2 separate regions of the Mus musculus genome follow, and region 1 is linked to region 2. The links are chromatin contacts, found by Hi-C or POLR2A ChIA-PET in ENCODE. All regions are on one chromosome and are shown on one strand. The core of a region is the stretch at or near the end of the contact, and the rest is flanking DNA. Distances in the headings are between cores, read along the strand shown. Region 1 holds the start of Pbx1 (pre B cell leukemia homeobox 1). Region 2 holds the start of Tada1 (transcriptional adaptor 1).

What was found. A loop is a pair of places that touch in the nucleus more often than their neighbours do. ChIA-PET counts read pairs that join two places held with the same protein, here RNA polymerase II (POLR2A).
Region 1: a map of heart shows a loop between it and region 2 (10-fold over the local background). The contact joins the promoter of Pbx1 here to the promoter of Tada1 in region 2. A Hi-C loop is called at or near these places in 1 of 37 maps with a recorded cell type or tissue (heart). POLR2A ChIA-PET finds 5 or more read pairs at or near these places in 1 of 5 experiments (Patski).

The regions. Positions count from the first base shown.
Region 1 is chr1:168,428,145-168,433,664 of GRCm38, forward strand. It overlaps Pbx1 (pre B cell leukemia homeobox 1), which reads right to left and starts at 4,025. Exons shown (of 9, transcript NM_183355.3): 1 at 3,170-4,025. The coding sequence starts at 3,360.
Region 2 is chr1:166,375,421-166,381,086 of GRCm38, forward strand. Tada1 (transcriptional adaptor 1) reads left to right here and starts at 3,747. Exons shown (of 8, transcript NM_030245.3): 1 at 3,747-4,056. The coding sequence starts at 3,983.

The DNA.
Region 1 (5,520 bases), core at 2,775-5,274, 2.1 Mb after region 2:
GGTAATTAGCAGTGAGGGTAGGGATTTAACTACAGAGCAGAAATAACCTAAATTATGCCCATTAGGGAAAGGGTTTTTCTTTTCATCTTTCTTTCTTTCTCCCCTCCACCCCTTAGTAAGTGGTTAAAACCAAAGTGGAATTCTTCAACCAAGAATCCTACCCAAGACAATGAATGCATCAAGGCCAAATGCCTAGGTTAACAGTTCTGTATAATCTCTGTAAGGGCCATAGCCTAGGAGCTGTGCCTCTCCCTCTGTGTGTCTGTGTGTGCGCGTGTGTTTTCAAATTTAATTCATCCATGTGTTCGAATTCATTCTGCAGACGCCCTGTCTTCTCATAAACATAAGATGCTTGAAAGGTCTTGTGAGTAGAACTGTCAATTTATAAAATTTCAGTCCCCAAGTTAAAGAGTATGGAAATGCATTGCCAGGGGGCAAACATACCCAGATGGGGAATAAATTCATTTCTCTGTGTTCACATTATGGCTCTTGTGCGCACACGGCTTATTTGCAGGTGTTGAAATTCAATTATTTACAATTAGGACCTTGCACCCACTGGGGAAAAAATAAATACAATTTTGCCTTTTAGATTAGTGATTTACCTGTGGTTGTGCATGTTTGTACTGGGAATGCACTTGAGGGACAGAACAATGCCCTTCCTTCTAGTTTACTATAGACTCACTTAGCAGAATGATATTGTTTTGGAAACAAAATACTGATGTTATCAGCTACTAGCTAAGGGAATTCTGTTTACTAACTAAATGTATGTGTAAAGATAAGCAGAAACCCCCGGGCACTCAAAACACATTCAATTCTTTTTCAATCAGTTTTAAAGTTAAAAAACAAAACAAACCAAAAGAAAAAACAAAACAAAACAAAACAAAAAAAAACAAAAAAACAAAAAAAAACAAAAACAAAACCCCACATCCTCCAGAGAGGCAGGGATCGCATCACAAACATGCTCTGTACAATTGTAACAGGGGAATAGTAAACTCGAAATTCAAACCGTACATACACACAGCATCTAAAATAGTTATGGCTTACTTTCTGAATTAACAAATATGCACTTCAAATGTAGAACTAGTAAGAAAGAAAAAGAGCTTAATAGTCTAAGTAGTTACATTTTTTCAAGAAAAAAAAAAGGTGGGGGGTTAGCAACCTAGTTCTCAGAAGGGGTTAAAAAACAGAATGTTCAATGTATTTAAGATCTTTTCTGGGTCTTTAAAAATACTTCCCACTAGTCTTTTTTTTTTTTTTTTTTTTTCACACACAGGCCCAAATGCAAAGAATTGGCAGCTCATCTAGAAGCTTTGCCTCCCCACGCTACACAAATGGGGTTAGAGAGAGACAACTGGATTTTTCCCCATCCCCAAACTGCATCTGATCTTTCTCAGCATCTAGGCCATTAAAGGGGATACCCGCTGAGAAGAGTTTGTCGTCAGTTTCACAAAAAAGAGAGAGCAGAAAAGTAGTGAGGACCCACGTTCACTGGCCTCTTCCACTTCAAGAACTTGTGATCAAGCCAGTTGATCAGTGGTGTCTGAGTGTATTTTTCTGGAACAATGTTATGGAGGAATCTGTTCCAATTCAAGAGAGAGTTGCCAGTGGGGAGCCTCTCGTTTGTCATACCCATTAGCTTTTCTTCAGATAATAACATTGGAAAAGAGGACCAATTAATTTTTCAAAAAATCTCCCCCCCCCCATTAAAAGCATGAAAATAGTTGGGGGGGGGTCCTTAACAGTCTCGAGTTTTTCAGGCATCCTAAGCCTTAGCATTTCAGTTTACATGTTCCATGTGTTCGCAGCTAAAATGAATGTAATTCATAGCATGCGTGCTCTTAGCTGCTTCCTCTTACTTTCTCAAGGCTGTGTTTCTCTTACATAAAATCCACATTACTTGTTAACCATATAACTAAGTCACATAAGGTTTAGTCACTCTGTAATATGTTTAAAAGAATTCCAAAGCAAAATAAAAAAGTACTCAGAGATTTAACAGAGCTGAGCAATTGTGTGGACATATGTGGCCATTAGATTTTTTTTTTTTAAATCCTTCCTAACTGAGTTGGGCCTTGGGCAAGCTGTTAGTGGCTTTGCCACTTAACCTGTGTTTTCATTTTGAAAGAGGACTTGCTGTAAAAAATCCTAAAGTGGAGAACTATGTATACCTGGTGGTGGTTCAGTTAAGGAAGTCCCAGTTTCATAATTATGTTTCTTCATACCCTGCCCTACTGAAATACAAATGAAGCCACCAGTTTCCATTTCAATTTAGGAGTACTCTTAGTGATCCTGGAAGAGGCATGGGGTAGAAAATATGGTTGGTATTTGTTCCCACCCCTTTATAAAGGACCACACATAGGCGCCTCTGTCCTGTGAGAACAGCAAGTCAAATAAGAGACAATAAAGTTAAACTAAAAATCGGAGTCTCTTAAAACTAACAAACAGCCCTCAAAAGCAAAATTGTCTTTCCTTTCTTCCCATTTCCTTTTTCTAAAAACAGAATGGAGTGATGGCAAGGTATTTTCTTAGTATCTGACATCTACTAACACAGAGCTACCTTGCTTTTTGTGTTTGTTTGTTTGTTTATTTTGAGTGGGGAGTGAGGAAAAAAAGACCAAATAATTATTATTATTATTATTATTATTATTACGGAAGGGTAAGTGAAGAAGAAAAAAAAATCAAACTTGCTGAATTAGCTTAGGAGTCAGCGGGATCTGCAAATAAAGTGTTCTTGGGACATTTTTTTTTATTTTGTCATGTTCCGAAGTCCCTCAACTACCGAAGGCATGGAATGCGGCTCGGAACTTGACAATTCTGCCTCCTTCATACACTTTTTTAAAGCTGTAAAAAAGTGCCGAGGGCCGCTTTCGGATTAGTTGGCAGTATTTTCGGCGTGGCTGCGTGTTTTTGTGCATTCATACAAATACCTCTAACAGACACACTCGCACAACATCTATCTACACACAGCCATATCTCAGCACGGGCGATCACACTTTCGATAACAACGCTTCTTTAAATTTTACTCCTCCGCCATAGAGTTGTTTGTCAAAATGAGAAAAGAAACAACATTTTAGAAGAAAGCGCTGTGGTGATTCGGTTCCCATTGTTTCCCCCTGCGAGAGGGAGGGAAAAAAAAAAAAACAAGAAAGGCAAAGAAAAGCCTCCATCTCACCTGGCCTGCGCTTCATCCAAACTCTGGTCTGTGATGGTCATAATTTGCTGTAAAATGTCCCCGATGTCCTGCTTCCTCCCGCCCTCCCCCTCGGTCCCTCCGGCCCCATCCTGCAAGTGCTGGGACAGGCCGGGGTGTCCGGCCATCCCGACCCCAGCGTGGGAATGCATCAGCCTCGGCTGCTCGTCCATCTCTGAAGGCTCCGGCAGCCCCGGCTCTTCCTCTTCGGCTCCTCGGATCGGCGCCTGGGAAGCACCGAGGCTTTTTATCCTTCAAGCTGTCTTCAAATCCTTTTCAGGATAAACAGGGACCAGGGTTTTAAAAAAAGAAGAAGAAGACCAAAAGGGGAAAAAAAAAATCTCTTTGCCTCTTTAGAGGATGGTGGGAGGATGGGGAGGGGGAGGGGGGCGTGAAGGGGTTGCGGGGTGAGGGTGGGGATAAGGGCTGGTGGGGAAGGGTGTTGACTCCAAAAAAGCAAGAAAAATAAACCACCTTCCCACTTGGCGAAAAGAAATCAGAGCCGCCTTTGGGTTTTTCAGTCCGATCTCCTTTGCAAGGCAGAAATGGGCTCCCGGCGCTTAAATCTGTGGCTTAATCCTTTTGCAAATATGCATTGATCGGGAGAAAGGAGAGGAAGGCAGGGGGATTGCAATGCAAACTTTCCCCCCCACCCCCCGCTGCCCCCCACCCCCACTCCGGGCCAGAGTGATCTCAAAGGGGGTGGGCTGTAGCAGAAGCCAGATCACCCCCAGCCGTGGCGGCAGGCAAAGCCCAAGCTCTTTCCTCCTCCGTGTCTCTGCAAACTCCAGCAGCCCCGTCAGCCTCCTGCTTTTGTTTAGCCCAGGCTCAGGACTCCAGAAACATATACAGAAAAACCACAGCCTGAGAGGAGGAGGAGGAGGAGGAGGAGAAGGAGGAGGAGGAGGTGGAGGAGGAGAAGGAGGAGGAGGAGGAGAAGGAGGAGGAGGAGGAGAAGGAGGAGAGGGGAGGGGGCCGAGGGAAGGGGGGAGGGAGCGGAGAGGCCAGGAGGCGGGGGTCAGAGGAGGGAGGAGGGCTCTTGAGCCCCGCCCCCTTCTATGATTGGCTAGTCCTGAAAGTGGGCTCCTCCTCCCCCTACTTTCCACCCAGCGTCTCCTCCTCGGCCTCCTTCAGCTCCTCCTAGCCCGGGAGTCTTGTCAATCAGAGTTCAGAGGTGGGCCGGGAAGGAGGCGGAGCTATGACCCAGTCTCCAGTTCTTAAAGGCGCAGAGAGACCTTAGCTTCAGCTCTTGTCTGCTTCTCTTAGGCTCCGTCCTTGAGGGAAACGTGGCTCCACTTAAACGCAAGACTGTAAAATTAACACGAAAGCACACAGACGGTGTGGATCCCTCCGCCCCACCCCTCGTTCGTCTACGCGGTGACGCTGCGGTAGTAAACTTGATTCTCTGAAATCCTTAGACCTCAGGGAAACTGTTGAAAGCAAAACTTTGTTATATGACGTAGTTAGTAAATAAAATCGGGCTGCTAAGATAATGAATAATAGATCAAAGTCTAGGTAGTGGATAATTTGCAAATCCTCAACTCTATGCCAGCAAAGAGAATATAAATTGTCATTTTTGTGGCATAAACAGTAGCTGAAGTGTGGACTTTGAGGAATAAAACTCGAGAAAAATACTAATAAATAAGTTTACCAAAAAAACCGAATTCAACATTTCTCTTCCCCCTGAGGGAAGTTGGTTATTTGGCTTAAACACTTAATAAGGGATTGCATTATCACAGTCTGGTTCTAGTTTTTAATATAGTCTAATAAGCATTAATAACAGGGAGAAGAAGGAAACTGACATTTATTGAATGCCTACTATGCACAAAGTAATTTACTTGAGTTATTGTATTTAATCCCCAAGACATCTCTGTGAATTATGGATTATTATTCTCATTTCACAGAGAGGAAACTCAAAAAGGTTAAAGAATTTGTTCAAAGTCCATAGTTATAAAGTATCAAAGCTAGAATTCATACCCAAGTTTGGGTGGATTCTTAGCAGGCCTCACACTTAACAGCTCCATGTGAATGTGGTAAAAGTTACTTGCATGTCTGTTGCTTGTCTAGCTTGCAAACAGACTTAAGACTTAGAAGAACAGATCTTAAAACAAGAAGGCTGGGATTAGAAGTAAAAGGAAGTAAATGAATTAAGAGAAGCCAATAAGGAGTTAGAGCCGGGGTAAATCCACACATTTACCTTTATTTTCCTTTATTCCAACCAACAGTAGAACCTGATTGGGCACTTGGTCTGAATACCCATAAGATAAAATAACACTCTCGTCATTTAGAAAAATTCTGGACTTCTTGGGACTATTCTTCTGTGTAGCCATCAA
Region 2 (5,666 bases), core at 2,497-4,996:
ATAGGATAGATAATAGAATACTTCTCCATAGTTGCTAAATAAAAACATTTTAAATGTAACTCTTACCTAATAATTTTCATAGTGGTTTCATAATTATTCCTATTGCATGTTGTTTATTTTATCAGGGAAAGAGCCTTTTAATTTAGACAAAAAAGGGGAATTGTTGAGGTTTGGTCTGTTGCTATGTATTGTAGTAGTAAATTCTGTTCCTGAAGGTTTACAAGTGAATTCTCATGTTTACCTGCTTGTGCTTTACAGCCTTGCTTCTTTTCTCTTTTCTTTCTTTTTTTCCTTTTTTCAAGAAAGGTTTTCTCTGTGTAGTCCTGGCTGTCCTGGAACTCACTCTGTAGACCAGGCTGGCCTTCAACTCTGAAATCTGCCTGCCTCTTTCTCCCACGATCTGGAACCAAAGGCGTGTGCCTCCACTGCCCAGAGCAACCTTGCTTCTTAATTTAAAACTATTTGGTTAAGGGCCGGGCGTGGTGGCGCATACCTTTAATCCCAGCACTCGGGAGGCAGAGGCAGAGACAGAAAGATTTCTGAGTTCAATGCCAGCCTGGTCTACAGAGTGAGTTCCAGGACAGCCAGGGCTACACAGAGAAACCCTGTCTCACAAAAACAAACCAAACCAAACCAACCAACCAAACAAAAACAAAAACAAAAACAACAACAAAAACAACTATTTGGTTAAATAAAATTGGCTCAGCCAATTTCTGGAGGGATTAGAGGTCGGCAGGTTTCAAGTTTACCTGGTGGGGGGTGGCAGAGGCAGAGAGAAGAAGGATTCAGGGGAGAGGGGGAAACCACCATGAGGGGAGATGGACCATGAGCAAGCACATGGCCAGGAGAAACAGCAAGTGTCTGGAGCACACTGCTGGGGAGGTAGCCAGGCCAGCAGAAAAGTAGGTAAGGGGCTATCTCCAGTGATTTTCAAAGCCAAGACTCAGTAGTCGGAGTCTCACTCATTTGTAAGCCTGACGGGGATACATTTAAATTGGTTTAACTACATAAAAAGAACCAGAAAAGAAGCCAAAAGATTAGAGCATATTGCCACAGTTAGTATGAGGCCAAGCAGAGAAATCTAGGAGAGGCCAAGAGAAAGAAGCCAGATTGAATCAGTCAGCTTGGAGAGCTGGAGCCAGAGCAGCTGAGTTGAACCAGCCAGCCAGAGTTCATAAAGAGCTGGAAAGCGTGAGCGCAGTCAGCAGTGAGCCTCAGAGGCTGAAATATTCTAGGCCTAGGTTAGCAGCTTTCAGGACTAGGCTTACAGATAGAGGCAGTCAGCCTCACAGACATCTGCATCAGATGAATAAAAGTTATTTTTACAGTGTGGCCTGGCCTACACAATAGTCCCAGTAGTTAGGATGTGGCCTAGCCTAAGAGTCTGTTGACAGATGAACAACCTATGTGTGTGTGTGTGTGTGTGTGTGTGTGTGTGTGTGTGTATATATATATATATATGTCATATATAAGTCATTCATATATATGAATACAAAGTGTGACAACACAGTTCAGTTGCATCTTGAGGACATACTATGTGAAATAAAGACACAACATTAAAAAAAGTATGCCACAATTTCATTCATAGGAGGAATTTAAAGTAATCAAATTCATAGAGTGAAAGGTTAGTAGGGGCTGGGAGAAGGAGAAATGGGAAGTAACTAAGTAGACTCTAGAGATCTTCTTATACATTGTTGTACACACAGTGATACACAGTTACAAAATCTGTTACAGGTAGATCTCTTGTTGTGTTCTTCCAAAAAATATGCTAAAGCAAAAACAATGCTGTTTAAGATGCTGAAAACTGAGAAATAAACAGAGACAAAGCTTTTATAAATATGCAAGTAAAATAGTTATATGAAATCAGGTGGTGAAAGGGCTCGGTGGTAATGGTGCTCCTCACCGAGCCTGATCACGAGCTCACTTGCTGGAACACACGTGGCAGAAGGGCAGACCTGAGTCCTTTGTTCTTTGACCTCACACGTGGGCTGTGACCCTTGAGTCCCTACACACATACGCATGTAAATAAATAAATGAATGAATAAATAATAGTAAATTAAAAGCTGCTATGAAAAATAAACCAGTGGGTATCTTCCTTTTTTGTTGTGTTGGCCTATGGAAATAAATTGCAGAAAGTGGGCAATATTTAAGAGTAATATTATCCGCCCCCAGTCACCCACCCTACTGGAAGGGACTGGGTATCAGGTGTGCAGCAGAGGCCGTTAAATGCACGTGATGAAAAGTGAGCAGCCTGACCACTTCTGCAAGCACCCGGAAGGCTGCTGGGTTTAAACTGGGGCTTCCTTTTGAATATAGGGAGGATTATTTTAAAAACTGGGAGGCGCTTGACCACAGGGACGAGACATTCATAACGATTCCTGCCACCCGATCCCATGATTCTCTTACAGGATTCTGTCCTAAAGTAATAATTACAAATGAGGAGAATCTGCATAAAGATGCTTGTTAAAATATTTCTTTTAATACAGGAGAAAACCCCAGTTTAATAGACAGGAAAGAAGTCATTGTATGCATCTTATCTGTGCAGTATTTAACAGGGCCCGCTGCTCACAACCACCTGTAAATTCACTCACAACGACATCTACCTAAAAACAAAATCTTTAAAAAATTATGCTGTCATTAAAAGTATGAACATTAGCCGGGCAGTGGTGGCACATGCCTTTAATCCCAGCACTTGGGAGGCAGAGACAGGTGGATTTCTGAGTTCAAGGCCAGCCTGTTCTACAAAGTGAGTTCCAGGACAGCCAGGGCTATACAGAGAAACCCTGTCTCAAAAAACAAACAAACAAACATGAACATTAAGGCAAAATAATAGCCTGGTGTCAGATAGCCAGGGCTACAAAGAGAGACCCTATTTCAAGAACAAACAAGCTGGGCATGGTGACCCATGCCTTTAGTCCCAGCCAGCACTAGAGGCAGTTGGATCTATGTGAGTTAAGAGGCCACTCTGTCAAAACGAGAGAGAGAGAGAGAGAGAGAGAGAGAGAGAGAGAGAGAGAGAGAGAGAGAGAGACTTTAAAAGTAGGCTTTAAAAAGTTTTAAGCTGAACACAGCTATGGCTTCCTAGTGTAGTATATATGTGCATATTCGAGTGTGAATTTGGAATTTGAGAGAGGACAAGCTAGCTTGTGGGTCCTTCCACTTGACCTTGACTTGAAACGAGGTTCTTTGCGTCTTTTCCTCTGTGGGTCAGGCTAACTAGCTGCTGAGACTCCTCCTGTTACCTCCCCTAGGACCTTTGGTAGTCCTGCTTGGGAATTATTTTTATTTGATCTGTCAATAGTGAATGTTCAGAACTTGAGTAACATAAATCCTGCCTTCAGGCAGCTCTCGTTTTAGTTGCAGGAGGCAGAAAACGAGATCGACCAACTAAATGTCACAATAGGTGGTGAGCACTTGGCAAAAAAATGAGGACAAGAGGATAAATTAGATATTGCATGCACTCGGGGACCTGAGCTCTTCCTTCTGGGAAGAGCTGACCTGCAGTCAGGGCGGGGCCTGGCCGGAGGGCGGGCGGGGCGGTCAAGTTCGCGCCCCGGGGGCCGCCGCGGGCGGGCAGGCGGGCGTAGGTTGGGCACGCGCCCACCAGGGGAAGCGGGTCACGTGAGCCAAGAGGCGGGAGTTGGCGAAGGGAGTTTGGCTGGGTGCTTTCCCAACTGCGAGACGGCGGGGCCAAGAACCAAACCCACGCAACGTCTCCCTAGCGGATGGGGGCGGGGCCGCCGAGCAGAGCCGAGCCGAGCCGAGCCGAGCGGAGCCGAGCCGAGCCGAGCGGAGCCGAGCCGAGCCGAGCCGAGCCGAACCGAGCCGAGCCGAGCCGAACCGAGCCGAGCCGAGCCGAGTGGAATCGAGTCGAGTCGAGCCTCCAGCGTCCGGCGCGCAGGCCTTCCGCCGCGTTGATCTTTCGGTTGCTGGTGGCCGTGGGCCGCGCGGTCTACGGTCGGGCTGAAAGACGCGCGCTGCAATGGCGACCTTTGTGAGCGAGCTGGAGGCAGCCAAGAAGAACTTGAGCGAGGCGCTGGGGGACAACGTGAAACAGTAAGAGCCGCGGGGACCAGCCTCCGGGCCTGTCCGTGGGTGTGCCCCAAGCTCGGGGCTGCCGTAGTCCCTGGACTCTCTTCACCTCCCGGAGGCCGTAGGCGTCTCGCGGCCGCCACGGCTCCCGTGCGGGCTCCGCCGGGACTCGAGGCGCTGGAGGACTTTCTCCTGGGCGTCCCGACACCGGTGATACCCGCGTGGGGGCGGGAGCAGCGCCCTAGGCGCCCCGGAGTCGGTAGAGCGGGGGGCGCGCCGGGGCGGGGTGGGGGGGCCCGGAGGGCTTCCCGGAGGCGGAGGCCCGCGTTGCTCAGGGGCCAGCTAGAAGAGCTGTGAAAGCGGGTTCGGAAGGCACAGAGACCCCAAGTGAAGTCGGTCGGTCACCCACCTTACAACCACAGCATCCAAGGGGGCGGCTGCCTAGCCGGCCGTAGGACGCCTTTCCCAGTGTTCCACACGGGCCAGCCAATCCTCAGACCTGAGATCGGCACAGTTCGTACTCGAGAGACAGAGATTACTTATTCCCCCAAAGTCACTGCCCAAGGATGGGACTGAGGCTTCTGGTTCCCGCCGTGTGATGCTTTTCAGGGGTTACTTGGAAAGTCCTCCCGTTCCCCACACCGCCGGGCTGTCAGCAGGGACTGGGGCAGAGTGACAGCTCTATAAGCAGTAGCCTGCGGCAGCCGGAGGAGGAGCCTCGATCTTTTGGGGGAACTTCAATTCTGGCAAACCCGTATTTCCTGGCACTGAAGTTGAAATGATTGACAAGAGCAGCCCGTGAAGCAGAGGTGGTGTTAATAGAAAGGCCGTCAGAAAAGCTTAGGTGCAAGCTCCTCGTCGGAACCCCTCTTTAAAAGGCTTTAAATAAATAAATAAATAAATAAATAATAAGTATTATTATTTGTAGATTTTTAAGCACCGGAATTAAAAAGAGATGCCCAGGGAAATAAGACATACCCAGATGTGGACTTCTCAATGGAGAGTCACAAGTTGTGCGTTTTGGCAGCTGTCTTGTTACACCCAAGAATTTTGTACAAGTTTCTTTTTCTTTTTTCTCTTTTTGCTGATGAGGTGGACAAGCTTATAAAGTCTGGTAGAGTAAAACCAGGCGACATTAAAGTTGCACAAGGGGTTTCTCTGTCCAGATGACCAGACAACTGCGGTTTTACAGCCTGGAAGCGAGAAGGAGGGAGGCCTTAGACAGAGATTGTTAGTTGTGTTGGAATTTTCGATGTTAGCTGGTAAGAGGCTGCAAGCTGAGTGGGGTGAGGGACTCTTTTGCGTTTTTTACGTTTGTGATGTTTTCAGTTTGATAGTCCTGCCTCAAGACTGTCACACCAAGCGCCATGGGTGAAGGACCACCTGAGATGCAAGGAGGAAATTAAATTAAATTTAAATAGGTAAAAATGGCAGCCTTTGGCTTCGTTAGAATGGTTGTGTACTTTTATAATACTGTTTGGTGAGGCTTACGGTTAAAAAGCCTATTGGGAGACTTGTCTCTTTTTCCACGCTCACAGGGTTTTGGAAGTGAATGGTTTCACACGGAGCTAAATCTGCAGGCTATGACTTGTGAAGGCCATGACTCTAACTCTGGCCAGAGTAACTGTGCCTTC